3 separate regions of the Mus musculus genome follow, and all the other regions are linked to region 3. A link is a loop called in an ENCODE intact Hi-C map of the cell type or tissue named here. Cell type or tissue: heart. All regions are shown on one strand. Each heading gives the region's core, and the rest is flanking DNA. Links, peaks and the distances in the headings are about the cores only. Region 1 has its middle 26 kb from the start of Gm39660. Region 2 has its middle 6.0 kb from the start of Gm8883. Region 3 holds the start of Fn1 (fibronectin 1).

Region 1 (10,158 bases), core at 1,481-9,480, 110 kb before region 3:
TTTCAGTGAAAATCTGTCATCAAAACACAAACGAGCACGGATGGTCCAAATTCGGCACTTTTCATTTCTAATACCTGCTTTGGTTTAGGTGAGTCCATGAGATGGAATACTAGTGTGGTCCGAGGCCCCTCCCCATATAACTCACTTTAAATTACTTCACTTTAATTCTTTTCATAGCTCTGGCTTGGAGCACTGCCCACAGCAGATGCCTGAAGCTGTTTCTGCCAGGCCTCCAAACTTGTATCCGTTCCTGAGATAGCATATACCTCTTTTGTCTTATACTGTTGGCCTACTTATGTTTCTGCCTCTCCGGGCCTGGAAAATCCTGCTTGTATCTTTAACAGCTAAGAGATAAAATCATTTCAGATTGTCTGTCTCATTTTCAGACACACACAAATGGGTTATGGATATGTAAGATCACACTGGGTTCAGTCTTAGAGAGAGTCAAATGTCTTCAGGGGCGTGGGTAGTTTTGAAAACTTCTTTCATGTTCTTCTACCCCCTGAGAAGGCAGCGTCAGTGGTGGAACAAAACAAAACAGCCCAGAAAAGACACCTTGGGCTTGAAAACAACTAGAAATAAACTATTTTCCATAGATGCTACAAGGTAAGATGACCAACTCTCTGAACCCTCCTTCCTTTTCCTTGGTTCTGCTTACTACCTTTAAAGCTTTGCTTTTGTTGAAACTTTAACTCTATATTTTAGGATCTGTAAGTCATTAAGTGTAGTTGTGAAAGGATCTATTGATCATGTAAACTTGCTATAACATACCATGTATATAAATTAGATTCGACTCTTGTTGAAGAAAAGGGTATGCTCCGGATTGGGCTCACCTTGGACTGACATGTGGCTTGCTGCCATCTTGGCTGGTGACCTCATCACGGCATAAGTATGCCATGTGACTTTCCTGACCTCTTGGTTATGGTGAGCATGCAGTATCCCTCTGTTTATCACAGTATCCCTTTTTTTTTTTTTTAGACCGAGGAGGCAACACTAGGCTTTTAAGATGGTTTGGTTTAGAACTGGATGATAGAAGAGCTGTGGTACTCTTGTTATATTTGTTAAGCTTTAGCTATTTGGAGAAACTGAGTCATATAAAAACTGATATTTTTAAAAGTACACTATAAGAGATCAGTGTCTCTGTGGACTTATTTATAATTTCAAGTTTACTTTGATACTAAAGTATCTTTAATCAATAATTATAATTTAAGGCTCAAACTTAACAGAAATAAAATTATAAACCTTATGAAAGATACCAACTTGTTATAAACTGTTAAAGATATTTGAGATATATAAGTTAATGGTCAGTCATGCTCAGTACAAATGTAATTCATTTACAGAGATGAGCATGGGGGGAGAGACCAATTTTTATCTCCCATCATACAGTATTCTAGATTTATTGTCAAAATTAAGCCTAAAACAAGTTTAACGTTAACTTAGTAGTTTGTTTAATGTAAAATAATATTTAAAATCAGGTATATGAATGGTTGAGTAAAGTGGGTTAACTTTAGAATACACTTGCATGGCAGGAAATCCCCAGGCTCAAGCTGTTCCCTTGGATGGAGCCCCATCCCACAGAATGAGTTACATGCTAGCTAGCCTCTTTACAGGTCAAGGATACAGGGAGAATTTCAGCACAAGTCAATATGAGGCAGAGTTACAGTTTAGCAGAAAAGAAGTCTGATATAGGCTGTAAGCACAGAGTTAAGAAATAAGTGTTCATGGACAGGATAGGACACACACAAGTGTAGACATGGGCTTTCAGAAAGAGATTGTCCTCAAATGTCTTTACAACATATGGCTTTGTTGTCATCTGAAGTCATATCTCAAAAAGGTTGCTAAGGAACTTCAATGAGATCATACATTAGTCCCTGAGGTGTCGTAGATATCCATCACAGATGATAAGGCAAGCCTGTGTCATATGAGGAACACACGGGGAACTAAGACATGTTTTTGTTGTGAACAAAGTTTATAGTCTTGTTTGAGAGATTTCCCCAAAAGGTTTACATTTGGGAAAGGAATTAAAGCCATATACACCAAGTCCCTAAATGTAGTTCATTAGTAATTTAATATTCATATTAGAAACATCTCTATATGAAAAGAATATTGTATGTATATAGGCAACCTACACAACAAATGTCATTGTGATGGAATTCTTGCTTTTCAGCTAGTGAGCAACTTTAGCCAGACCCTGGAGTGAAGGGTCCCTTCCCTTTCTCATGTCTGCATAGCCTTCCCTGTCTTTCTAGCTTGCCTTCATATTATAATCACCTAACAGAGTTTTGTTTTGTTTTTTAGCCTTGGTTATTGGGGTAGTGAGATGGTTCAGAGGCTAAGAGTACTTGCTATGCAAGTTTGAGGACCTGAGTTCACATCACTAGTGCCTATGTTTAAAAAGGCTTCTGTGGTGGCCCCCATCTACAGCCTCAGAGCTGGGAAGCAGAGATAAGAGGATCCTAATAGCTTGCTGATCTTCAATGGAGCCAGCCATCGAGGTTCAGGTTCAATGAGAGACCCTGTTCCAATTGATAAAGCAATAGAGTGATCAAGGAAGATGCCTGACATCAACCTCTGGCTTAAACACACACACACCACCACCACCACCACCACCACCACCACGAACCAGACATACACACACAGGAAATAAACAAAAACCCCATGAATCTCAATGTCTAAAATATACAATTGAAGTGTCAATGCTGGGAGCTGCAGAGATGGCTCAGCTGTTAAGAGCACTGACTGCTCTTCCAGAGGTCCTGAGTTCAATTTCCAACAACCACATGGTGGCTCACAACCATCCATAATGGGATCTGATGCCCTCTTCTGGTGTGTTTGAAGAGAACAATGGTATACTCATATAAATAAAATAAATCGAAGAAGAGGAGAAGGAGGAAGGGGGGGGGGCCGTCAATGCCTTGGAACCCAGGCACCTGTATTTTATTGCAGTCAGAGCTTCTTAGATTATTCCAACCAGGCACCAAGACTTCAAACATCTACATTATAGCATATATGTCTTTTTATTGCTTTGCTTTTGTTTTTCAAGACAGGTTTTTGTTTTTGTTTGTTTGTTTGTTTTCTGTGTATCCCTGGCTGTCCTAGGACTCACTGTAAACCAAGCTGGCCTCGAACTCAGAGATCTGCCTGCCTCTGCCACTCAAGGGCTAGGATTAAACATGTGCACCACCATGACTGGATTTCTTATTTTAACATATTTTGTTATTAAACCTGAAAATGATGTACATGTGGAGGGAGGCCAGAGGCCAACTATTGAGAGTTGGATCTCTCCCCTCATTCTCTGAGAGAGGGTCTCCTTGCTTCTGCTGTGCTTCATACCTGGTGATTTTCTGTGCCTCTGGCTCTCGTCCCAGTGTGGGAATACTGGGATCACCATGGCATCTCACCCCATCCTGGTTCTTTGACTTGAGTTCTCAGGATCAACTCAGGTCATCAGGTTTGCTTGGCAATCACATGAACCTGCTGAGCCATCTTGTCAACCTTGTGTGTGTGTGTGTGTGTGTGTGTGTGTGTGTGTGTGTGTGTGTGTCCAGACAGGGTTTCTCTGTAAAGCCCTAGCTATCCTGGAACTCGCTCTGTAGGCCGGGCAGGCCTCGAACTCCCAGAGATGCACCTGCCTCTGCCTCCCCAGTGCTGAGATTGATTAAATGGCCACCCTTCTTGATGCAAATTACCTTCAGAAAGTCTCTGGGATCAGGAACTACAAGGCAAAAGCACCTTTCAAAGAGTATGAAGGAAAATGGGAAGCCACTCAGAGCAGCTGCTTCTGTGGGAGCTGACGGATACCTGTGCTCTCTATGGAAGCTTCGCTCACTTACCAAATGCTTCTCACCAGCTGCGTGCAGTCATGTCAGAGAGATGCAAATATGTAAAACCCTGGCTTTGGGCTTGACTTTGGACATCCATGCAGGCACAAACAAGCAAACAAAGGGAAAACCATGCTTTCCACAGTCAAGCAAATCAGTCTCTACTAGACTTATATTAAGATCCATTCACAAGAAATGAAGGAAGGCAAAGCATTTTTATAGACTTGTTACATGTATGCTTAATCAAGCATGATGGATACACTCAGGATTGTATAGCCTGCTTGTGGGATGAGGGGAAAGAATGTTTTTAATAAATTGTTTTTATTATTTTAGGGGGTGTATTTATTTGTGTGTGTGCGTGTGTGTGTGTGTGTGTGTATCTGGCTTCTCTCTGTGTGCTCATGGAGCATGGGAGCATTGGATCCCTCCAGCTGGAGTTACAGATAGTTGAAACGGATGCTGGGAACCAAACTCACAAGAGCTGTGTGTGCTCTTAACCTCTTAACCTCGTAAGCTCTGAGCCTCCTCTCCAGAAGCTAAAGGAGAAATATTAAGAATCCCAGCAACCCTTGGCTCATTGCTCAAGTTCATCTAGTTCAAGTGTCTGTAAGCATTTCTGGTAAAAAGGCAGACAGTAAATATTTTCTGCAGGTCAATACCATCTCTGTTGATGTCACATAACTCTGCCCTTGGAGCAGGAAAACAGCCACAGACAACTCACAACAGAGAAGTATAGCTGTGTTCTCATGAAACCTACCTTCCTTTTTTCCTTCCTTCCTTCCTTCCTTCCTTCCTTCCTTCCTTCCTTCCTTCCTTCCTTCCTTCCTTCCTTCCCTCCCTCCCTCCCTCCTTCCTTCCCTCCTTCCCTCCCTCCCTCCCTCCTTCCTTCCCTCCTTCCCTCCTTCCCTCCTTCCCTCCTTCCCTCCTTCCCTCCTTCCCTCCTTCCCTCCTTCCCACAGAGAATAATTTATGGACCAATCTGATATAGCATTTCTATGCAGAATTGCTACAATTCATCTGTCTTGAAAGTCCCTGCATCTGCTCTCCCTTGCGTCTGCCGGTCCGAGTTCTGCCTTCAACAGCTCAGACTCCACAGGCGGAGCATTCCTTGTAGATAGTGTCATTTGCTTTAACTTTTAGGCTCATGGTCACGAGTCTACAGCTGTCTGTTGAGAACCAGCTGTTTGGCTGGAGGCTCTCTAGAGCAAGATGCCTTCTCTTTAAGTTCATTTAGAACTTCTAACAAGAAATGAAACTCAACATTATAGCCACCACTGGCTTCCCCAGAACACCCATCTCTCCACATTTTAACAAAACTTTAGCACTCCCATCCTTCTAGAAATTGAAGGTGATGCCCACCTATCACTAGGTTACATGGGGGAAGCACATCTTACAAATGGCTCTGTAGCACCATTAGCCACATCAACACATAGCAACAGAGGTGATCCAAGCCCCGAGTGCAGAAGGGAAGCAATTCAACATAGTTTGCCATGTGATACCATTTTGTAGAATATAAAACTCATACTTAATAAAGCATCATACTTTATCACAGATATGTAAGAATCTGGTTTATAAACCAAAATACACAAATGGTGGAGGGAGCTTTGGGGAGAGCAGAAAGTAGAATGAAGATTGGAGAAAAAGGAAGAGTAATATTATAAAAAATTTGAAGCCTGGAGTGGTGGTGCACGCCTTTAATCCCAGCACTTGGGAGGCAGAGGCAGGCGGATTTCTGAGTTCGAGGCCAGCCTGGTCTACAAAGTGAGTTCCAGGGCAGCCAGGGCTACAGAGAAACCCTGTCTTGAAAAACCAAATAAATAAATAAATAAATAATTTGAAGAGAAGAAATTTGAGAAATGACACAATCAGCTCAATGATGCTTTTAAAATCTGTTGTTAAGAGGAAGTGTACTCTAAGGCCACTAAGGCTACTAACTATATGAGCCATAAAAACAGGCAAAGTGAATGACTACATGGCCAATTATTATGATAGTTATAATTTGGGGTTAGGCTGGGGGTATTTAACTATGAAAGTTTAGTTAATTAAATTAGGATAGTAATTTTCAGTGACGAGAATATAAATTGTTTGATCACAAACCAACATTTCTAGAGTTTACCAAGGAAAGCGGTTGTCTGCCTGCAGCATGGTATAAATTTCTTTTTTCTTAAGTTTTTACATTTATTTATTTATTTGTTTTGTTTTGTTTTTCGAGACAGGGTTTCTCTGTGTAGCCCTGGCTGTCCTGGAACTCACTTTGTAGACCAGGCTGGCCTCAAACTCAGAAATTCGCCTGCCTCTGCCTCCCAAGTGCTGGGATTAAAGGCGTGCGCCACCACCGTCTGGCCACGTTATATTTTTAATGTATTTATTTTGTGAGCAAGTGTGGGTGCCACCAGGCCCATGGAGAGGTCAGAGGTCAACTTTAGAGAGTTGGTTCTTTCCAGCCACCACCACATAGATTCATATATCCCTAGGATGGCACCCATCTCTTCTGGTCTGTTGCAAGCATCCTTACACAGTGAGCCATTCTGCCAGCCCATGAACTTCTTTATTACCGTCTGCTTTGGTGAGATGTCCTGACGTAGCATCACATATCAAAACATGGCACCAGACCCAGACACATCCCATGACATCATATAGATTTTTCTAGATCTAGACATGAAAATTAATAGGCAGAAACCTGACGGGGACTTAAATGTCAGCTTCAATTAGGGGAAAGTAAGGCATGACCAAAATACAGATATATTTTAATTTCTGCAAAACTAACTCTCAGTGTGAAAATACTACCAGTCGCTGCTAACAGGAGCATAAGCCAGTAGTTAAACTAGCCAATCTCTAACTCGTGCCTTTCAGAATCTTTGGGACATGCTGTTTAGTGATACAAACTCCTAAAACTTCAAAGGATACCATGGCTTTCTGGCTTAAGGGTTTTTGATTGTGAGAACAAGTCACAGCTTTTATCTATTCCAACATGAAAAGTAGAGAAAGATGCTTTCTTGTAGAAGCAGAGCTGAAGTTTTTCAGCTGGTTGCTGCACTTTTCTGTGGGTTTCAGTGTTGTCAAACAGAGAGAGCACTTGCGGATTTCCCCCCTAGTTCTTTCTAATCATTTCAGCTCCGTTTTCTTCAAACCCACAAGCATATGCAACAACAATGTCTACAAACCCAGCCTCAGCACCGCGTGGGAAGAGACTGTGCTGGCAGAGACCATTTCCAGGTCAATGTACTTCCCTCTCATTCTCTTCTTCACATCACTGCCATGTGTGTTGACATTCCACCCATCTGCTTCTTCACTTAAACCTCTCTATTGAGGAGGCTGGAGAGAAGGCTCGGAAGTTAAGAGTGCATGCTGCTCTTGCAGGAGACCGGAGTTAAAGTCCCAGCACCAGTGTCTGACAGCTCCCAACACCTGTGACTCCAACTCCAGGGGAATATGACACCTGTGGCCTCCTCAAACACCTGTGTTCATGTGTACTTTCGTGCACCAGCGCGCACACACAAGTTTTTTTTTTTTTTTAAACTTTAAAATTTCTTGGGCTGATGAGGCAGTTCCGAGTGTAAGGGCACTTGACTCCAAGCCTGATGACCTAGGTTTGACCCCTGAGACCCACATAGAAGAAGGAGAGAACCAACTCCTGAAAGCTGTCCTCTGACCTCCATATGTATGCTGTGGTACACATGCCCATATCCACATGCACGCACATGTATGTGCTCATACACAATAAACACATGTAATACAATTTTTATCAATACGTGTTGGTCATAGACATCAGTGGGGTATCGTGTGGCATTGGGTTCATTCTGACCGTTGCCTTCCAAGCACATCCCTCCCTTCTCCTCAGAGAAGACAGTGTATGCGTCAGTCGGCTTTAAACGGCAAGTCACCTTATGAGAACTTCTGCAAGCCTATTCACACAGGCTGAGACAAATACCATCTACTTAAAATTTGCAGAAGATTTAGTTTGAGAGGTTAAGAGTAAGTTATTGCATTGATAGTATATTTTATTTCTACATAAGGTGGGCTGATTAATGTCCTGAGAAGTAACTGCCTTTCTAAGGAGTGTCTGGGTTTTCAAAGAAGGCAGGACCTCTGCCCCTAAGGAATGGCAAATTCCAGACTCTGCAGGTATAAAGGTTGGCTTTAGCTAGGAGGGATGGGGAAAGGTGGGGATCATCCAGGAATCGCCACCTAAAGTGCCGCATGCCACACAGAACTGGCTGCCACTCAGCTCAGCCCAGGGTCTACAAATATTGACTTGGCCTTCGAGAAAATGCCCCTAAAATAAGTTGTGACCATACAAATTCTAATCCTGAGTGTGTTGACAAGTTTCCTGGACTTGTCAACAGTTAATCCTATATCAAACAGTTAATACTTTGTTTTACATTCCTGTATTGTCAGGTTTTACAGCATGGGGACTCTGCAGTTCTAAACATACTGGTAGACATGAACGACATGTGGAAGGTGCTTTTAGACAGTATGGGTATGTACTTTACAGCTTTAACTAGAAGGCCCCACTGTGATTTTACATCTCTTGATTGTTGTTAACGATGACTAAAAGTGTTTGTGTTTCGGGATCTCACTGGAAATAGCAAGCTATGAATGACTGGCCTCCATCCAGACTTTGGGAACAATCACACACTTTGACTCACTGGGATCCTATTTCACCCAGTCTGGATTTCAAGCTATAAATCCAGGCTAGTTGTCTTAACCCAGAATGTTATGTCACCATATTTGGGCAAGGACTAGAGTGGGTCTAACATATGCCTCTAGACTAGCTCTTTACACTGAAAAGCAAAACACTTTTCTCCTTTCTACAGAACCTTAAATCAACATAGTGTACATGACATAAGTGAGTTAATTTTTTTATGCAATCACTTGTTTGTTTGGGAGTGGGGACTTAAAAAATAACAATGTATTGCAAGCTGTGTGTTGCTCTCTCCTAACTGATGTTCTTAGAAATGACCCAACATCTCTAGCTAGAATCTGGAATGGAAATGAGCAGCTACTTTGAGAGTGAGTTAAATGATAAAAATTATACCATATTTCTGCTTAGTATCCTACTAACATGTGAGTCTCACTGTTAGGGCAAGACCCAAAGATGCAAAAGAAACCATCTTTCCCAGGAAATGCAAGGAGAAGTCCCTTTTTGTGGCTGCGACCCACAGATAGTCTTCCTTGCATCTCTTCCAGTATGAGCAGAATTTTTAAAGCCCATCACTTAATGAATATTAAATGTTCAAGCTTCTCAACTGAGTACCGGGGAAGAGAGATTGGGATGAGATAAGGATGCCTATCCTTGAGGAGTTCAGTCAAGTGGCAGTGACTAATGCTAAATTAATATTATCATTTTCTTAAACATCTACTTAAAATCCAGTTAACACAAGAGACAGTGGGTGGGAATCTTAGACTCTTAGAAATCATATATGATAGAAGACTGTAGTTTGATTGGAGGTTCAGGGAAGACATTGGACTTAAGCGGAGAGCCACGAGGTCAAAGCTGGTGAGTACTGGGGAGGTAGGAGGGGTGAGACTGGTGACCTGGGCAAGCACAAGATATTAAGGACTTTACAGTTACAGATATTACAACAATCAGGGCATGAAAGAGGGGTACGACCTGACCTTTGATGGCTGGGCTACAACATGAGACAGAGAACTAGAAGGTTCCATTGAAGATGTGAAAGGCTACTAAGTAAATTAATACCATAGGTTAAGCAGGAGATAGAGACGGCTGGGATACAGGGATGTAAAGAGAACACAGTTGGGTATGGAGTGTGTTCAGGAGCATCTGTTTAGGGCAGGACGATGGATCAGGGAAACACAAGGAACATTCATGGTTATCCAAGAGTATTTGAGAGAATGGCTTTCTCCTTTGAACTTGAATGAGAAATTTGGTGGAGTGGAGTGAGAAGAGTTAATTTTGAAAAGGTGAGAAGACAGGTAAGGCGAAAAGCCCGACCCTGAAAAGCTGCGGCCTCGGAATCCATGAAGTCCTGGGATAGAGTTCCAGGTGGGGCTCACTAACTTGAGCACTTTAAGTTCATGGTATAAAATCTAAGTGCTGCCTTTGGATACCTTCTACCCTTCTAGGGGAGCACACTCAGCCAGGGAGATCTTTCCTGTGGGGGAAAATGTGAACCACTATGGACTTAAGAGGTTTGAAGTTGACTCTTCTCTGAGCACTTCGTTGCTTCTTTCCTGAGGGCCTTCCCACCCCTGGGCTGGGTTTTTTTAGTATCTTTAAGAGTCTGACTTACCAGGTGGTGGTGGCGCACACCTTTATTCCCAGCACTTGGGAGGCAGAGGCAGGCAGATTTCTGAGTTCGAGGCCAGCCTGGTC
Region 2 (10,158 bases), core at 926-8,925, 230 kb before region 3:
TAGCTGCTGTAAAAGCTAACACTACTCCCCTGGAGAGCCAAATCTCAACCCCACCCCACCTCAGGGTCCCTGGAAGCTTGACTTTGGTCACCTATTAACTCAGCCCCACTCTCCTATCCTGAGTCTCTGTGACCTCTGTCATGTAGTGTAAGTCACACATTAACCAAGCTGCTTCCTCACAGTCCAGGATTCCCGTTACCCCCAGAAACCCTTCCGAGTAAACACCGAATTTTACCTTCCAGGACTGACGCCTCTCACTCCGGACCCCTGCCATACTGTTTACTGCTGTGTCAATACACCTGTCCTCTGAAGGAAACTTCATTCAGGACCTTTCTTTTTGATTTTCTTTCTCCTCCTCCGAAAGCCTAACATATAGACAGACAATAGATGTAGCAATTTTGAGTCATCATTCATACTAGGATAAGACTTTTCATGATGTAATAGCTTTTGAGTCACCATGCTCCTGAAGTAACGCAATAAATTCACAATTCATGGTTCGCTAAGTTGAATTTATTATCATCATCATCATCATCATTATTACTACTACTACTTGGTCTCTTTGTACTATCTGGGATGTAAAGGCATTTCCTTATGTTTTCCTAGAAGGAAAATCTGTGTCAAATGTCTGCAGGCAACTGATATGGCTGCTTTCCTACGTGTGACATGAGGTGACATGCATCCTTGCTTTGGTAGCCGATGCAGGAGTCCTGTGGATGATAACACAGGCAGCAAGGCTGAGGGAAAGTCAGGGTAGAACATTTCCAGGGGAAATCCTGATATGGCCACTTTCCCCTGTGTGGTAACAGGCTGACATGGCTTCACGCTGTGGTGGCAGTTGTGCAGCTCTTGCTATGGGTGATAAAATGCGCAGCTACGGTGTGACAAAAGAGGCCTTAGATGCCTACTTCACTAGACAAGATAGATTGCCTTGGCTGGAGAGTAAAGATAATTTAGTAGGACCCTGGGACTCTTTTGAGGATGCTAGTGGCTTTCCTTGTGGGTTATGATCTCGCTGGCTGATTTGGAGACTTAGAGTAGCATGTAAATTGGGTTTATAAGTTCTAAAGTAACCAAGAGGGCCTGAGACGAAAGAAAAACAGACATAAGGGGCTGATCTGAGAACAAATACAGCAGTGTTTGGGTTGAGCTGTGTTTCCTGCAGGGGATGAATGAACAAAAGGACCAAGGCTGTCTTTGTGAGCCCCTGGACGTTGTTAAAGCTCAGGCAACACTCACCAAAAGTTTGAATGGCAGAAAAGAGCTCTCCTTCTGCACATTGTCCTGCATCTGTAAAGAAGGGGAGTCATGTGTGATGGAGATTACCTCAGCTGCTTCCCTAAGGAGATGGCCAGTGGTGCCTACAGATGCAGCCTTTGCAAGACAACCAGAGGTCCTAAGTCGTACTGTGGAGCTGTTGGTCCCTTGCAGTTATGTGCAGTGCTCGGGCTTTGATGGTTGCTGGAGTTGAGCATACCTTAATTCATAGCAGTACCCAAAGAGCCCCAGGGCCAATAGTCAGCAATAGATCAATATGGGGCTAGAACATTGTTGACGATAAGATTGTGCTTGTCCAAAGACTAGGTGGCTATTTCCCCTGGACTTATTGTGTACATTTCTTCCCTGCAGCCGTGAGTACTGAGTGGATATGTTCTCAGAACACACCCTGCAGACTACCATAGGAGAATTCTTTTAAGGGATAGAAATTGAAAAGACAGTCACGCATGGTTGGGTGAAATGAGACCCAAGAACAGAGATTATTCACTTAGCTGAGGTCTCTTCAACAGAGGAGTTAGAAGCCCCAGCTCTGCTGCAGTACCAATGTTATTTTGACAGAACAAATGATACATGTTATGGAGTCTTCTCATGCTATAGTAGATCTTGCTTGTTTATTGCTCTAACTGGTGGCACAAATCTGGGAGAGCGGTGCCTAAAAACGAGGCCAGCTGAAGTCTCAGGCAATGGCCAACTTTAGTCAGAGCATCAGACAATTTATCTTCTGGGGGGTTGAAAAGAGTCCCCTGTGTTACAACCACAAGGGCAAGCTGCGTGTGGCAAAACATGATCTTTCATAGAGGCATATAAACAAACGGCCAGCTGTAATGAATAATCTGAAGTAAACCACTCCCATCCCATATACCTGGGAGGCGCTTGAATGCACTTTCCAAGAACCACAGGTGTTATGGAGAAAGAGATCACAAGACTCTTGTTTACTCGGACTTTTCTCCTAAGGCCTCAGAAATCTCACACAGCTTCATTTATGGACCATGTTCCTGCTAAGTAAAATAATGTTACGTTTATTAATTTGTATCCCTTTGGCTTCCAAGCTCCAGGACCAGTTTGTATTTGTTATTTGTTTGGGACAGATAGTGATTCAGAGACCCTGCTCACACTCTCAAAAGAGGTTTTATTATAGATTGGTAGCCCTTGAATATTTTATAGATTTTCTTTTTCTTTCTTTTCTTCTCTCTCTCTCCATCCATCCCCTTCCTTCCCTCCCCCGTCTCTCTTTCTCTCTTTCTCTCTCTCTTTCTTTCTTTCTTTCTTTCTTCCTTCCTTCCTTCCTTTATCGTTTTTATCTAAAAGCCAGTAGCTAGAGACTTTAAACAAAGGTGGTACGGTGACTAGGAGGGAAACAGTACAGAAAGCACTAGAATTAAAAAATAGAAAACTCAGTGCCATTGTTAGGCTACCTCATCATGAGTTGCTGGCCAGGAACCCCCTGAGCCCTTCTCCGCATACTTGCTACCTGTGCTGGTTGTACACACATGAGAACGTGGTGTCAGGGCCCTAATGGCAACAACCCAGTGTGCTGTGATTGCAGGACACAGAGAACAAAAGTCAAGTGTTCTCCTGCTAACTAGAATTTCCTAGTCTGGAAGGCTTCATGTGGGCTGCTGTCGATGGTCCTGCTTGCTCATGTACCCCCGTGTTAGCCCTGCCAGCATCCCAGGTGACAGTAACACAGCAGCACTGACACCTCTGATGGGACCCACAGCACTCCACAGCAGGGGACTGGTACCTGAGATGGCCTCTAAACTGGGTTGTCTACAGAAATAGTCTTTCTGTAGTTACAAAACTCAGGTCAGTTTGCTTTTTTTGTAAAGGTTAGTAGGAAAGGGTCCGTGGATCTTCATTTAAAGGGCTCACCTAAGCCGGGTACTTGCCTTTAGTCCCAGAATTTGGGAGGCAGAGGCAGGTGGATCTCTGAGCTCAAGGCCAGCCTATTTTACAGAGTGAGTTCTGGTCTATACAGAGGCTACGCAGAGAAAACACCTAAACAAACAAACAAACAAACAACAAAAAAGAATAAGAAAAGAAAAGCAAAGGCTCACCTGAATAGTACCCACCCAAGATGATATTCCTTTAACTAAGTGTCAACCGATTAGGGACATTAATTATGTTTAACACATAACAGTTCATAACCACAGGAGTGGCACTCCATTGTATCCACAGGCCATGTCCATATGGAGGAAATGAGATTAACACAGAGGTCTCTGTATCACAAGATGGAGATGTTGGGAACCACCTTAGAATCCTATCAGAGTCTTTATAGATATTAAGTAACTAACTATAGGGAGAAAATTGAACAACCCAAACTGTGTAAAACTTCATGAAGGAGAATCACAGTCCCACAGACTGTTAGAGGGAGGATCTCACTTCTCTGAGGATTTGTAAAAGGTTGTTAGAAGAGTCTGGGTCAGTTGAGCTGTTGTAGAAATGGGGGGCGGGGGCAAAAGGGGAGCAAAGGCAGAGTGAGCTGACAGAGTGACAGGGGCTCAGAACTACAAGGGCAACAGGGAGCTGAGCAAACTCCTCTGGCTTGCCCGAGTATCCCAAATGCTTAGTGTCTGGGAGTGAGGTTGAGCGTTTGCACCATGGAAGAATGTAGACAGTTTCCCCAAAGGTCCAGTGGCCAAAAAAAACCGAGGGGTGAATTGAGCCTGTGCAAACAGCGGGAGAAAGGAACCGTACTCATTTAAACAAGTATGCACTGGCTATGTATTAGCAAGGAGACAAGTGGTTAGACATACATTCTAAATAAGCTTTTGTTAATCTGAATAGACTTCTCTGATTCTGCATCCATAACGTGTTGTAAAAATATAACTTTGGATTTCTATCATCACAAAAAATCCATACAACTTAAAATATGAGCCTTGTTGTTTCCTTAGTCTAAAAGGAATTTTTAATAATAAAAAGAGAGTTTGTTAGGATCAAAAAGTTGTATAATTGTTGCATCATACCATGTGGTCATCTTAAAATGGGAAAGTTATATGGTCAGCGCCAGTGTGTCCTACCTCACCGAGTCCAGGGAGCCTCCCCAGCAGGGAGCCAGGTCTGGTTCGGGAGGGAAAAAGAAGTTTAAGAGTGAGTTTAAGCATAAATGGTGTTTGAATCATTTGTCTGTGGCAGTGAGAATCTGCAAATCAGAAATAAAATCTGGAGAACCTTCCTAGTGCGGAGCTGTAGGAGGTGAGAGGGGTATGAAGGTCCACGTAGGTGGGCTGAGAGCTGCTGTCATATGGAGAAAATGGATTTTAGTAGAATTTGGAATTATATCACAAACAAATGATCTGTAAAAGTTAGGAGATCCATGGTTTGGCTCAGGAGCAGTCATTGGAAAGAACAGTTGTGTCATATCCCACCAAGGGAAATGGGGAGTGTCAAGTTTATTTATATTTACCCAACTGTTGGTGATAATTATACAAAATCCCAGGAGCAAGAAAGAGCAACCTGTACCTGAGGCGTTCCAAAGTTACGGGTGTGACTAGGGATTGTGTGGAACAGTCCCTCCAGCCAGAGTGGCTGGATTGTGGAGGAGGACCAAGGACAGATGCCCGACAAACATGGTTTACCTGGAGACAGTCATGGGGGGTTTTGTTTGTTTATTTGGTTGGCTTCTTTATTTGTTTGTTTTTGTTTTGAGAGAGAGAGAGAGAGAGAGAGAGAGAGAGAGAGCGAGAGCGCACATTGGTGGAAGAAAGAACTGCCCAGGGAAATCGAAACCTCACCATCAGTCGGTGTGTGCAGAAAAGTAGCGGTAGGAATAGCAGGAGAGAGTGATATCCTGACCAGGCAGGCAAAGATAGGGTCCCAGGATTCTGGCCTGTGTGTATCAAATCCGCTCCAGGACAGCCTGTTGAGTCTTTTGGCACCAATGTTATGTTTATAATTCCATATAATGCGGTGGAGAGAGAGAGAGCAGCTCGGCAGGGCCCTGCCAAGATGTCCTCCCTGAGGAATCATACCATGCGACAATCCTAGAATAAAGATTATTTTCGAGGATACGAAGGGAAGCGTGGGGGTAACCTAGGAAGAGAAGGACAAAAAGAGAGAGAAGAGAGGAAGAACGGCTAGAAACACGTGGAAACACAGAGAGAATGAAGATGGAGAGAAAACTGGGATAGTCAGGTTCTCTTATATGCCAGGTTGGCTCGCACCGTGTGGCAGGTTATGATGTAAACTATTGCTAGGTTCCTGGGAGAAGCCTAACGGAATTATCTGTAAAGGAATAATAGTTCCTCCATTTCTGACTGAAGAATTCTAGGGAGTCTGTCTGTCTGTTGCAGGGTCTGAGTTTCTCTGAGGACAACACAAGCTCAAGACGAGGAGACAGTCTTGGGTGAATCATTTAGGTCCCCGAAGCTTGGGGTGGGTCCTCTGCTTCTAATACCACATTAGAACATTTAAGCATCGCTTGCACACAGTCTGCCTGCGTTCACTACAACACTCCTTGCCCATTCAGAGTGAATAGGGAAAAGACTGAGAAAAATGGGGTGGGGGTGGGGGCGCACTCAAGCTGGATAATGGAATGTTCTTGTCAGCACTTGGGGAAAGCTAACAGATGGGAAGCATTTTTGCCCACTCTCTAATAAACACATGCAAGGAGCTGTGAAATCCCACAGGGCCTCTGAAACACCCCTTCCTCTATCTTCCTGAGATAGATGCTAAATTTAAAAACAGAAAGTTTTCATCTGATCAAATTATAGTTTATACAGTAAGTCCTCTCCATGGTGTGTGTGTGTGTGTGTGTGTGTGTGTGTGTGTGTGTGTGTGTGTGTACATATGCTGGAAAAATGCTAGAAAGATGACTCCATCTGTTGACCAACTTTACCAGAGTTCGCAGTGGAACCCAAGCACCCTGGGGAGGGGTTAAACCCTTCCCTTGAACAAGAATTATGTTTTAAAGGCTGTAGTATCTGGTTGAATGTATTGCAGACATGAACCCCCCTTTAACAGGTAATTTGCATATTCAGAGAGGCTTTTTCTCATTGGAGGAGTGATCAAACATTCCTAGGCTTGTTCCTTTACGAACACAAGTGGCTCCAATGGTTCTCTGTCTCACGGGATTTCTTCCCCTTCTCCGGTGTGGTCCAGGTCTTTGTACTCTTCCTGCTTCATCTGCTCATGAGATGGAAGTAGTCATGATCTTAGAAACAGTTTTGGATGGGTGGACAGCAGCCTCTTTTCTTTTGGTTGTGATGTCGTGACTAATTCATAAACGCAGGGTTATGAGTCACTTCAAATTCCTTGAGTCCCTAATGACCATGTTAGGTAGGCACAGAAGCGAGACTCTGGGACCCAAGTCAAACACCAAAGGGCCCTTTGTCTGTGGCTTGTCTGCTCTGTTACTCTAAGCAAGACTTATAAGGGGCCCTGCTGGCAGTTTAGTCACCGGCTGGGCTGATGAGCTGCTGGGCTTATTTACAGAAGTTTGTTTCCTTAACTCACCTGTTCATTAAGATTCCTGGGTTCTTCCCAGAAAGGTATTGGGTCTAGACTTCTTACAGGACTCCCCTGAGAGAATCTTACCTTGAGGCGGTTAAAAAACTCCCATGCTCTCTCTTCTCAATGGGATTTGTAAAGGGAATCTGTTAGGAGGAAAAGCCTTCAGCTGGGTGATCTAGGGCTCAATGGTGAGTGCAGAAGCACTTAGCGTGCTTTAGTCACAAAGCCTCGAATAGACTTAACTTTCAGCACAATTAATTTCCAAATTGCAGAGTAAAATTCTAAAGGAATCTCCATCCAACCATTTGTTTAGCAAATTGTCTGCATCATCTACTTTGGACCAGGCATTGTTCTTAATACTAGGGACAAAGTAGTGAAAAGGCAGAGGTGGTGAAAAGGCAGCTCAGAGTGTGGGCTCTTCAAATTATAGTTCCCATACATTTGCAATAAAGAATCAATATTACATTTGGACAGCACCCTACAAAGAATGACATGGAATGACAGTTGCATACTGTTCATGGCTTGGGGCACATCAGAGAACACATGCAAAGAACTCTGGTCTCTTGGAGCTGATATTCTAGTGTGGAAACGTCACTAGAAAATATAATAGAATAAGTAATGCACTGAGTATGTATTGCCTTGTGTAGCAAAGGATAATGGTTCTAGGATGGGGAAAAAAATCTAATGAGCGAACAGCTACTTATGTGTGAGTAGCCTCATTGTTAAGGGGATATTATTTTTATTACATATTTTCCTCAATTACATTTAGAATGCTATCCCAAAAGTCCCCCATACCCTCCCCCCAACTTCTCTCCCCACCCATTCCCATTTTTTGGCCCTGGCATTCCCCTGTACTGGGGCATATAAAGTTTGCGTGTCCAATGGGCCTCTCTTTCCAGTGATGGCCGACTAGGCCATCTTTTGATACATATGCAGCTAGAGTCTAGAGCTCCGGGGTACTGGTTAGTTCATAATGTTGTTGCACCTACAGGGTTGCAGATCTCTTTAGCTCCTTGGATACTTTCTCTAGCTCCTCCATTGGGAGCCCTGTGCTCCATCCAATAGCTGACTGTGAGCATCCACTTATGTGTTTGCTAGTTAAGGGGATATTTTAAAGGATGACTTAAAGGTACAGGATTCGCATGCGGGGGCAAAAATCCATAAAGTAGTGAGGTATTTTCAAAGAAGAGCAAGTAGAGGCTGGAAGGTCATAGCAGAGGTGAGCCGGGATTGGTTAGGGATTTGTCTGCTGTTCAGAGTAAAACAGGGAGGTGCCACCAGGCTCTGAGCAAAGGATGACATGGTGCGGCATGCTCTAGGGTGACTGTGCTGTATGCAGATCATAAGGGGACATGGGTGGAGAACAAAAGCCAACCACCCTTAAATAGCAGCTAGTGTGATCTGGATAAACTCAAGATGTACCTCAGTGAGAAGCCAGAAATCCCAGACACTAGAGGAAATGCCTTCTTCATGCACACAAGAACTACGTACAAGAATAGACGTGTGTGTGTGTGTGTGTGATAAACAACAACAAAACAGCCAAGATGTCCATGAGTCAATAAATTAAAGCTTACTAACTCTAGGGCATACTCTCTAGTAGTTAAAATGAATGATTAAGGGTTGTGTTTTCGAGGTAGATAAATTCTTTTTAATTGTTTATCTTTAACAATTAAAACCAAGTTGAGAGAACAGTTGCAATATAATAAGTTCAAGGTGCTAAAATAGTACTCCACATTCTAGATAAAAACATATAAGATCAAATGAGGGAGGAGTCCTATTGCACTCATTATAGTTATGTCGTGGGTGAAGCGAGGGAAAGGGTTTGCAAAGAGAAGAAATAAAATAAATGGCAAATGTTCCCAAAATCAGTGTATTGATGCGTTATTCTCCCCCTCCTCTTCTTTCCCGTATCCCTCCCCTCCCTCCACTAAAAATACTTAAATGGTAAAGTTTCTGTTTTCATTGAATGACAATCAGAAATAGTTCATTAAAATGAGCAAAAGAAGCAGTTCTTACAAGCAATCTGTAAATTCCTAAGTCAACTTATATCTCTAGGTCAAAAATAACAGCCAAAGTAACGCCACTGCTCTTCACATAAGTTCTCTTACTGTGGTTTGCAATCAAAACTATAAATTCTCTATTTGGTGAGTCAAAATCTGATGCTGCAGAGCGTGAGGCTTGCTTTGTGATGGTGATTGACGGGACTCAGAGGTAAGGCCTGATGGTTTTCTCCGGTCCTCAGGTTTCCTCCCTCCTTCCTTGCTTTTACTTCTGGAAGTGACTCTCAAGAACCACAATTTCTTTTTTTTTTTTTAGGGAGTCATAGACCCCAGAACCGTTCTTGACATAAGCCCTTCGGAAGGTATCCTAAGTTTTCGTTCTTCCTTCTCTTTGGCAGGAAGGTTATGACTCCAGAGGACTTGGATACCCAGGAGGCCAGGAAGCATGTCAACAATGCATTTTGCTGGGTCCTCCCCAAGCCTCAGCCTCTTATCCAGCTCCATTCACCTTTCAACCTGGCTCTTCATTCTTCATCAGACCTTAACATAAAAACAGACCATCTCCCCTCAGTCTCTGTGCCTTTAATCTCTGAAGGCATCTGTGGCACATAAAACTTTGATGCAGTTAATTTGGCAGGTTCTTCTCTTATAATGTGTCTATAGTGACTATAGTCAGGCTATAGTAGGTCTATAGTGTCTATAGTGTGTCCATAGTGCATCTATGGTGTCTATAGTGTATCTATAGTATCTATAGTGTGTCTATAATGTCTATAGTGTGTCCATAGTGTGTCTATGGTGCATACAGTGTGTGCCTTATGATGGATTAGGAAAGATCACCACATCTTAACTGCCTTCATATCTGTGGTTTTGCTGTCCTTGCATCTTTCTGGCTGCCTCTTTTTGTATCACTTTGTTACCATTTAACAGCCTTTGTAACATTGGTGGTGCAGACCAGCTGCTTGCATGAGAAAGGATCCTCATGGGTGCTGTTTGACTAGGGCAGAAAATTCCTACAACCAGGTTCATGAACAAGGTGTTCACTACGGGCGTGTGGGGAGCATTGGCAGTGGCTGGTCTCACTCCTGCACACAGGGGCTGTCTTCCTCTCCGGCTTGCAAAAACGGGTTGTTTGGCTTGGGAAGCTTATTATTTCATGGAGCTGAAAGGCTATTAGCCAGAGAGCAACCCAAGTAAAGAATATTTCAGCAAGTGACAAGAGTGTTTCATACAGTGTATAGATGATAATTTCTCTTCTCTGCCCCCCTCTCTCTCCCGTCTTTGTGTGAGAGGCTTCTTTTAAAACAAGTGTTTTCAGACTGGAGCGTGTTACAGCGAGGAGCCCGGAAGAGATGGATTTAGTGCACTGAAGTTCTGTTTTCAATTATTGGGAATCCACCAAACCACAGGCTTGGGTTTTGGATAGCCAATTTCA
Region 3 (10,158 bases), core at 754-8,753:
CCATATCCTGTAGTCAATTAACTGCTTTATGGGTGCTTTTGTTGCAAAAGAGAGAGTTCGAAGTGATACACCATTTCTTTAAGACTGGTGACTTAGAAAATGCCATTCTAGAGATTTTCTGAGCCATAGATTCTCGTTTGTCAGGACAATGGGATGTTCCTGAGAATTCTCGGTGGGGGCTGGTGCCATAGCTTGGTCCTGAGAGCACATGATTAGCATGCTTCAGGCTCTGGGTTCCATTCCTAACTCTGCGGTGAAAGGAGACAGCTGTTGATGGGCGAGTGAGGAATTTCGTATGCAGGTTGTTAGCAAGTCACACAGCTTAGATCGGTGTTTAAGAAAATCTACTTATTTATTTTTTCCTATCGAGCTATTGAAATGGTATGATTCTTTGCCTGGGAACAATGTGTTCCTTTTTCATGTTTTAAACAGTGATTTTTAAATGTCCATTCCATGTAAGTAAAATTTTCATAGCTAATAAAACAATATATTGCATTAACCTAGTTTGTGATTCAGTGTAAATTTTGAGAGAACTATATTTTTGCCATCATCTTTACAATTCAGTTGGATGTGACCTTAATTTGTCACCACTAATTAGGCGCAAAGAATGACTACTGACACCTCTATCACAATAGTCTATTATTGGCATACATCTTTACTTAAAGCATAATACTCATGGTCATTTTTTTGCAACTTCATGATCAGTTGCATACGAGAAATCTGTAATACGTGGTGATTAAGAAAATGAAAATAATTTAAATATGAAAAAAATCTTTCAAGTTTTTTTTTTTCTCCTTTTACGTCAACCTTCCAAAACAAATTGCCAACAGAACAAAATTGGGTTTAAAATCATGTTGCCAACATAAGATAAAGTCAAACTGGAGAAAGAATCAACAATAAATATAAAGATTTCCCAACCACATGCTGCCAGTCTTGGGAAGTAGAGACAGCCTGGTGAAGTGGTCCAGTTGCACAGAAGTTCTTTCCGTTTTACTAGATGAAGTGGACTCCTTTGCAAAGCCTTCGGGAGTTACGTCATTCTAATGAGAGAAGAGTATTCCCGTTAAGGAGCAAAAGGCATGGATTAAGGCTTTTTAAAGTGCTGATTTTTTTAAAAAGCATCTTCAAATATAAATAAAATGCTTATTAAGTTAAAATTAGCCAGCTTTCACAGCATAATTTAAAACCGTTATCAAACATTTGCTCCCTAGTTGCCAGCTTCTTCCTGTCAAGTCTGGACAAACTGCTCAGACTCTCTCTCCACACGGCCTACCCACGGGGCAGCTAATGCTTTTTCTACACCTGTGCTAAATGAGCAGCAGTTTTGCAAACGTGGCTGTTTTAAGGAGAAAAAGAAGGAAGGATTTCATGCAAAGACAAAAACAAAACAACAGCAAACTATGTCCCTCTCCAAACCCTAAAAACCAAAATAAACAAAACAATTGTAATCTATCTCCGTCCAACTCAACGATAGAAAAATCAGGACATTTATAAACACGCTACACGGTCCGGTGGCTGAAAGTTTTAAGGTCACCCAGCCAAAGACTTCCCCTGGCAGGACTCAGAGATTAATAGGAGGATAAAGGCCAAAGATTTTCAGGAAAAAAAAAAAAAAAAAAAAAAAAAAACCCAGCCACTGTCACCCAATTGTATTCTTTGAAGTCCAGATGTTCTTATCAGGAGTTCCCCTCCCCCAGTAGGCAAGCAATTTGGTCAGTAGGGATATTGCCTATAATGTTTATTAGTCTTAAAAAAAAAAAAACAACAACCGCCAAATGCTTAGAACATAAAACTTTACCCTTAAAGCTTATCCCGTGAGCTGTTTCTATTTCAGTCCTGAGTGAGTGGGTCTAATAAATTATCTTTGCTCTTCACCCAACTACGACTTTAACTCAAAAGAAGTCAAACCAGCTCAAGCTCTCTACCACACACACTCTTGACCGTCTCCCTCCGACAGCCAACATCTGAAGAACGTACCCCACAGATGTATGCGTTCTCTTTTCCCCAGTGAAATTTTAAGTTGTCAGAAACTCACTGGGGAAATCCTGCCATCCTGGCAATTACAGGGGGAAGCAAGGCAAGGCATGGTCCTTCATGCTTAGATGTGTCTTGGTCACATTTATACCGCCACACACAGACAGCTAGTGCCCCCAAGGAGCTGATGGGCAAAGAGAAGCCACCAGTATACTGAATTCAGGCCAACTTCCTCCTAGAAAAACTAAGAAATGAGGATGCTCTGTTGTTGCAATTTAGGATTAGGTCTTTGAAATAAAACCAGAGAATGCTAAAAGTACTACAAACAAAAGAATCAAACAAACAAAACAAAACAATCCCTCCAAAACAAACCAACAACAGTAGCAACAACAAAAACACCCAAAACAAAAACCCAAGAGTTTGGTGAGGTATAATTTCAACTGATTCCCTAGAATTAGAGTTACAGATGGTTGTGGGTGGTCATGGTCATGTGGTTGCTGGGAACAGAACCTGGGTCCCCTGGAAGAGCAGCCTGTGCTCTAACCATTGAGTCATCTCTCCAGCTCCCTGACCCCCAACTGTAGTCTTTAAGATTTCATTACCTCTGAGTTAGAGATAATCGACTTGAATTGGAAGAGATCTGGATGGGGGAAGGCTACCGTAGCAGGGCCAGTTTACCTTAATTAAGAAAATATCTCCATGTCCCAAATCAAAACCAAAACACAACTTTCAAGTCAAAGCATTCCTATAAAATTCAGCCAAATATTTCTGCTTGTGGGCCACCAGAGACATTTTCTATGGGACTGAAAGAGAAAACTTTCTTCTGAAATGTAAAGTGGGTTCCCCACAAACCTTTCCAATAAGTATATTATTTTAAAGTATTTTGAGTACGGTAAATACACCAAACTATCATATTTTTGTGACAAAATTCTTTTCTAACCACTTATTTCCTTCCTCCAGAATCTACCATATTTGTGGAAAGCCTTCCCTTCGGGTTTATCTAGCAAGCATCCTGATTTCCAGGTATCCTTCTCCCCCCCTGGAGAGAGCACTTCCCAGAAGTTCACTGTTTTACAAGGAGCCCTTTTATATCTGAAAGAGAAAACCGTTTTGTCAAGGGATGATGAGAAATTCCAAAAAAACTAACTCAGACGGGATTCTAAATTTGGGGGAATGTATGGCACTGGTTCAACCCTGAGTGTTGGTCACAAAGATTCTTGACTTATTTTACACTGCTTGTAAGAAACTGGTATTTGCTGTGGGTTTTTTTTGTGTGTGTGTGTGTGTGTGTTTGTTTTGTTTTTAGTTCTTTACATCAATAAAGATAAATGTTAATTTTGTGTCTTTAATGTGTTGAGGATTTTATAAAGCACACAAATTCAAATTATCCAAGAACCTGGTACAAACAACATATTTTGCTAGCTAGTAGCTTTAATATGTTCTCAAAGCAAAGGAGACCATGCGCCTAACCGAGGGAGAAAGCCAAGTTTGGGGTTCGGATCTGCTACTCTGAAAATAGTGGGCTTCTTGAAGGTCTTTTTGAAGCCCTACCAAAGCAACTGGGCTTGTGTGTGTCTGAAAGGTTAAAAAAAAAAAAAAAAAAAAGACCAACGTGTTAGAGCTGCTGGCTTCAGGGGGACGTCTCCTATTCCCTTTTCAACTTCAGTAGTGTAGGAAGTCCAGAGAATTTTCAGTGGAACTTTATACATTCTTGGAGCAGATAACAATTGAAATATAAAAAATCTGGCAGCGGGGGAGGGGTGGATAGTGGAATTCTGCCATGACTGCGAAGTCTGAAAATAAAATAAAATAAAATAAAATAAACGCCCGGACACATGCAAGGGGATTCGGGGTAAAGTCTGGAGGGAGGCAAGACATTAAATCTTTGTACCCATCCTCACCCCAACTCCCCCTTCAGAGGCCACCTAGGTTTGAGTGCAGATGGCCCAGTGAACGTGGCATGGACGGGAAGGGTCCCCCCGCCCCCCTTCATCAGCCAGTTCAACTTTTCCCCTTCTTAAGCTGTTCACTACTGCCCTTTTAAAAGAAACGGGCACCCCATCCCCAGGAAAGGAAAACTGTGCTTCACGACTTAGAAAAGAAACTTTCTGTTGCTTCCTCTTAGAGAGAAACTTGGTCCTGTGAGTTTCTCTGGAATCTGTAGAGCGCCGCGCGGAACCGAGGGCTGTGGAAGCTCAGGGAAGGGGGTCACCTCTGCCACGCGCTCACTCTCTCCCAGGCTCTTCCTTGAAACCTGGCAGGTACTGCGTGGAGAAACCGAGGTCTGAGCCTACCTAACACCATAAAGGCAAAGATAGGGGACCCTAGGCGGCGCCCAGGACCCAGGAAAAGCACCCAGAAGGAGCCGCCCCGCCCCGGGGCTGCAAAAGTGAAGTTTGGATTCCTACAGGGACAAGGTGGTGGCCACTTTATGACTTTTTCCCTTCCCACAAAATACACTCTGGTGTGCACAGACTTTTCTCAGAGGTGACGCAATGTTCTCAAACACCACCACAGCCACCAATTTAAAAAAAAAAAAGTTAAGAGATGAGGGGGGTAAGCCTTACCACCCCAGGCTTCCTTAGGCTCCAGCCCCTCCCTCCCTTTCCTTCGAGTCTACATCACTTTACAGCCGTTTCCCATCCCTACCCCCAATCCTCCTCCCAAAAGTTTGACGACCGCAAAGGAAACCAGAAAGGGGAAAAAAGTTCTCTAGTCCCAGACCTGGCGGGAGATCAGCATCTCTTTTGTTCGGGGCGAACCCACCGTACCCCGTGACGTCACCCGGACTCTGGGCCAATAGGCGCGCGGTCGGCGGCGGCTGCGGCGGCAGGAGGGGCGGGAGGAGTCGGACCGGACCCTCCTCCCCGGCGCGCAGGGCCTCGTGGGGGGCGGGAAGGTACTGTCCCATATAAGCCTCTGCTCTTGGGGCTCAACCGCTCGCACCCGCTGCGCTGCACAGGGGGAGAAAAGGAGCCCAGGGTGTGAGCCGGACAACTTCTGGTCCTCTCCTTCCATCTCCTTACCGGCGTCCCCACCTCAGGACTTTTCCCGCAGGCTGCGAGGGGACCCACAGTTCGTGGCCACTTGCCTCCTGGGGAGGGCGACTCTCCTCCCATCCACTCAAGATGCTCAGGGGTCCGGGACCCGGGCGGCTGCTGCTGCTGGCAGTCCTGTGCCTGGGGACCTCGGTGCGCTGCACCGAAGCCGGGAAGAGCAAGAGGCAGGCTCAGCAAATCGTGCAGCCTCAATCCCCGGTGGCTGTCAGTCAGAGCAAGCGTGAGTACCGACAGTCTGGTTCAAACCGGCCGGCGGCAGGGATGGGTTGGTCCTCAAGCGCCCGCTCAAGTTGTGGCTAAAGTTTTTGCGCGCGTGCGTGGCTGTGCGAACGTGTGTGAGTGCGCGCTTTATCGAGGGAAACCAGCTGTGGACACAAAAGGCTTAGGTCTGAACAGGCTGGTTGCTGGTGAAGTGGAGGTAGGGACCGTCTGTTCTTCCCCTCAAGTGCGCTAACAAATTCTACACCTTCAGTTCGCCCTTCCAGGAACCAAAACGTGTGAAAGAGAAAAGAGACACGAACTTACAAATTTTACATCAGAGATTATTGTGGTTCCCCTGATCCTTATTTTCTTTATCAGCAAATAGCTGGTTAAATATTTAACACGGGGAGGAGGTGAGACTATCTAAATAGGTAGTTTCTTACCAACTTGAAAGAGATGTTAGTTGGCTCAGTGCTTTGGGGGGGGGGGGGTAGCCTAGGATTCTTTCCCCAAGAGCAAGGATAGCCATTTCTCTTCCAGTTTTTCAGAGACACACTCTTCCTTTATCTTGGGCTAGAGGAAAATTTAAAAGTTCTCCCTCCTTTTTTTCTTTTTCTTTTCTTTTCTTTTCTTTTCTTTTTTTTTTCTTTTTTTTTTTTTTTTTTTTTTTTTGCCATGATCTCACACTGTAGCCTAAGCTAGCCTGGCATTCTCCTGTGTTGTCCAGGCTTGTGTGTTCAACTTGGGAGCAATTCTTCTGCCTCAGTTTCTACAGAGCTGGGGTTATTGGCATAGTCATCAAGACACCCAACTTAAGTTTTCTTTCTTGTCTTTTTGTTGTTGTTGTTAAGAGTATTGAAGCCCTCAGGATTTAAAAGTAATTTCTATTTCTGGCCTCTCAGAGTGTTTCAAGTCTGCTGAGGTAGTTCCCCTGCCCATAAGGACATGACGTCATTGTATAACTTTTACCCAAGTTAAAAGATAAGAAGGAAAAAACCCCTAAACATCCATCTACATAAACAATGCTTAAATCTTTGATTAGCTAGTTTCCACATCTGAACTTTAGTGGAATATTGCTTTTAAGAGTTTTTTTGTTTGTGCAGGCTCACCAAGTCAGTTGGCAAAATTCAGTAGTTTTGTAGGGGAAAAAAGAGAGGGAGGGATGGAACTGTTAATAACTTTCCCCATCAATTCTTCGCAGCTGGCTGTTTTGACAATGGGAAGCACTATCAGATAAATCAGCAGTGGGAACGGACCTACCTAGGCAACGCCCTGGTTTGTACCTGCTATGGAGGAAGCCGGGGTTTTAACTGCGAGAGCAAGCCTGAGCGTAAGTGGAAGGCAGTCTGGGCCCTGGCAGAGATGATGCTCTAAGTAAAACCACATTTGCCTTCTCCTCCTCCCTGCTCCAGTCGCTTGTAATTCCCTCTTATTAGACTTCTTGCACTGGCTTTTCACATGCTCTTACCTCTAAAACAAATGTAATCCACACGAGTCTCCAAAGCCGCCTTTTTATTCTCTTGGAGCTTTTGATTAGAAAATGAGAGGTTTTGCGTGTCTCCCTTCAAAAAGAAAACTTATAAAAGTTTGCTTATAAAAGTTTAATTTATTAGAAAGTGATCTCGGATCTTTTGGCTCCCAATTATGGGCCAGAAGTTGCTTTGAGGCACTGGGTTGTAAAGTGATTTGTTAGCTGCAGTTCCGTGAAAAAAACAAAAACAACAACCCACTACCACTTCGGAGACTCCTGAAGCCCCTTGATACGCTTCCGGTGAGCTACAGCAGTCCCTTCAGAGAGGCTGCTGAGGGAGGGTACAGGACAAATGTTTCAGTGGGGCTGACAAAGGCCAGCCACTGCTGGGAGGCCGGCAACCTTCAAACTGTTTGTGTCCCTTGTGACCCTTGAATTGATTTCCCTGGTTTGAGACTGGAATTTGGAATCTTTCCTCTGCAACTCAGCTGGTCACAGGGTGTGGCTTTTTCCTGGGAACTCTTTACATTATAAATAAGGGAACCGCTGAGAGCTGGCCAAAGGTCAAGAGCTCTGGTTTTATTAAAGCCTAACTTAAAAACTTGTCTCTCTTAAGTTTCAGAGTCGCCATGTATGTGTGTGAGACTCACATGGACTTTTTTTTTTTCCCCTTTCCACAGCTGAAGAGACTTGCTTTGACAAATACACTGGGAACACTTACAAAGTGGGTGACACTTATGAGCGCCCTAAAGATTCCATGATCTGGGACTGTACCTGCATCGGGGCTGGGAGAGGCAGGATCAGCTGTACCATTGCAAGTAAGAGAGGCCTTCTGTGGAGTTATTGAGGTCACATATACACACTTCCCTCTGGCCTGTCCTTGCCTTTTCCTGTTATCCCTGACTGAATAGTGAATACTTTTTACTTCAATGACCAAACCCCATGTCGTCACCCACCTAGCTCCTCTACATCTGGAAGATGGATCTAAGCAGAGATGGAATCTCTCTGTCTCTCTCTCTGTATGTGTGTGTGTGTGTGTGTGTGTGTGTGGACAGTGGAAGATCTCTTGGTTCTTTTCAATAAGATATGCCCAAGGGACCTACCTATTTTAAATTATCTGGGCCTCTTTAAGCCAGATTGATCATTTTATCCTCTGCAGCTATGAGCCAGAAGGGTTTTTGCTCTTTGTCATGGAGTCTGGTTCTTTGTGATGAGTAGATTAGATTTGGGGAGAAAACCTTGCGGTTCTCAAATTCAACACAGGCTGATGAGCACAGTGCATCTCCAAGGAACTTTAGGTCCTGGGCTTTCTCTCAGGAAGTCTACAGCTGCGGCAGTCTTTCTCGTGTGACTCATTGGGTTGCCAGTACGTTCTATTAATAAGACTTTCTCTCTAAAAACCAACTTTTAAATATAAGTCCTCTGTCCAAAAGAACCAATTAGTCCCTTCTGAATAGACCAAATCAATATTTCCAACATTTAACATGAGGGTTTTTTCCAAGTTTCCTGGCAAAGCCCAAGAGTCGATGGTACACTTGTGACCCTGCGTACAATTCAGCCATTGGATTTCACAGCCTAAGAAAGTATCAGGGTTTCCAACCCTCATGAGTGTGTCTGCTTGCTTTCTGCCAGAGTGCTATTTCCACCCTGGAGTAGAATGCAGGCTCTCCGTCCTCCAGGAGATCGGAATGCTATGCCCAAGTAGCTCACCTTGCTGTCTAGGAGGACAGTTCCCCCAGCTCTTCTCTGTCTAGGGAACAGATTGCCTGTGATGTCTCCGGGGAACCACAATTTATGACTTCTTGCCATTCAGAGTTCTCCATGGCTTTCCTTTTTGTGCTTTAACGATTGACCCAAAGTGGGCTGATATGGTGTTAGCCTTCTTTCTGCTTTTTTTTTTTTTTTTGGCAGGAGAGCTGCCTGCCAAAAAAATCCCTCAGGATTAGGGATTGCATTTTGGCCAACATACATACTTATTTATCTCAGGCAGAACATGAGATGAGCACCCCCTGAATTCTCTCAATCCCCTAACGTTTGCCTTTGATCTGTAACAGATCGCTGCCATGAAGGGGGTCAGTCCTACAAGATTGGCGACAAGTGGAGGAGGCCACATGAGACTGGTGGCTACATGTTAGAGTGTCTGTGTCTGGGAAATGGAAAAGGGGAATGGACCTGCAAACCTATAGGTAAGTGGCTCGTGTGTGTGATCGAGGGGAACGGAGCCACAAGCAGATAGCCTAAGCAAACCAGTGGCCGGGATAGCTGAATCACAGCATAAAAACCAGTGAAATGTGCTGCGAGTCACCAGCCTTAAGGAAATCAGATCCTGAACTATGGAACATAAAGGAATCTTAATTTTGTTTGAAAAGCACAAGGTGGAGTTAAAATCTTTAGGAAGAAGTGATTTCTTTTGTTTATATACTATGCTGTCCCCTTGGTGAAGAAGACATGTTATTTAAAGGAGGAAAAATTACACTATTGACACATTTCTTGTTGGAACACAGTTTGTTAAAGCACAAAATGCCACGTGGCTCCGGTCACACCTTGGCAATTTCCTTAAAAACAAACATTAAAGGTTGTGGGGGATTTTTGTTGGTTTGTTTTATTTATTTTTTCTGTTTTTTTGTCTTAGCCTTGGTTGTACTCTGAAGCCCAAAGTTTTGGGTTCTCTTTCTTAGATCTCCAAGTCAGACGTGTGTTTTTTCAAATTTGTTTTGTTTTTGTTTTTTACATTAGTCTAAAATTTAAAGAGCGCTCCTCTCATTCTTTGTAAGTCGTTCATATTTTATAGTGGTTTAGTTTAGGGACACACAGATCAGTGGTAGAGAGCACTTGCTGAGGCTAACATAAGGTTCTGGGTTCAATTCCCAGGACTGAATTAATGAGTTAAAAGAGAAAGGTTGGGATTTTGCATAGGGTCGTCTCCCACAGGGTAAAGACTTGCATTTCTTTCCACTTGAAATGTTAGTGGGAAGCTTGGGACAGGCAGAAAAATCCGGTCTGTGTACTCATTAGGACAACAGAATTTACTTGCAGCAAGGCTGGGGCTTCCTCTTGCTCCGGCTTCTTGCTCCGTGCTTAGCTGCAGGGCGTGCCTGCTCATCTGAACAGAGTGCCACTTTAAGAAATGTGGCTGGGGTTTTGATTCCATGCTACACTGTAAATTATAGGGAGACGCTATCATTTTAAATCGCTCTTCCTCCTTTCTTTTTGCTTTCCCATTTCTTCTCCAGCTGAGAAGTGTTTTGATCATGCTGCTGGGACGTCCTACGTCGTGGGGGAGACCTGGGAAAAGCCCTACCAAGGCTGGATGATGGTGGACTGTACTTGTCTAGGCGAAGGCAATGGACGCATCACCTGTACCTCCAGAAGTAGGTTTAGCTCTTTTCTGTTGACAATGCAGCCCACTGTTGCTTCTGGATCCCTAGAGAGAGTTGTGATGCCTTGGTGACT

Evidence for each region. Hi-C counts contacts between places; a loop is a spot of excess contacts. Peaks named below come from ENCODE experiments on the same cell type or tissue, not always from the same donor. Only the 100,000 strongest peaks of a DNase experiment are listed, where the experiment ranks them.
Region 1: it touches region 3 in a loop (2.5-fold over the local background); 2 of 42 quality-filtered maps call a loop at or near these places.
Region 2: a loop joins it to region 3, with 2.5 times the contacts of the local background. A loop is called at or near these places in 2 of 42 quality-filtered maps.

What each region holds. Positions count from the first base shown.
Region 1 is chr1:71,762,069-71,772,226 of GRCm38, reverse strand. No RefSeq gene overlaps it. Among named protein-coding and RNA genes, the nearest start is that of Gm39660, 26 kb to the right of the region's middle. In heart, for the core only: no CTCF peak of the experiment used is centred there; no DNase peak of the experiment used is centred there.
Region 2 is chr1:71,877,053-71,887,210 of GRCm38, reverse strand. No RefSeq gene overlaps it. Among named protein-coding and RNA genes, the nearest start is that of Gm8883, 6.0 kb to the left of the region's middle. In heart, for the core only: no CTCF peak of the experiment used is centred there; no DNase peak of the experiment used is centred there; H3K27ac peaks cover 713 bases.
Region 3 is chr1:71,647,927-71,658,084 of GRCm38, reverse strand. Fn1 (fibronectin 1) reads left to right here and starts at 4,851. Exons shown (of 46, transcript NM_010233.2): 1 at 4,851-5,253; 2 at 6,436-6,564; 3 at 7,386-7,523; 4 at 8,760-8,891; 5 at 9,939-10,076. The coding sequence starts at 5,103. Apol7d (apolipoprotein L 7d) reads right to left here and starts at 4,750. Exons shown (of 4, transcript NR_040308.1): 1 at 4,699-4,750; 2 at 919-1,040. In heart, for the core only: no CTCF peak of the experiment used is centred there; a DNase peak (open chromatin) is centred at 4,784; H3K4me3 peaks cover 5,157 bases; H3K27ac peaks cover 4,533 bases.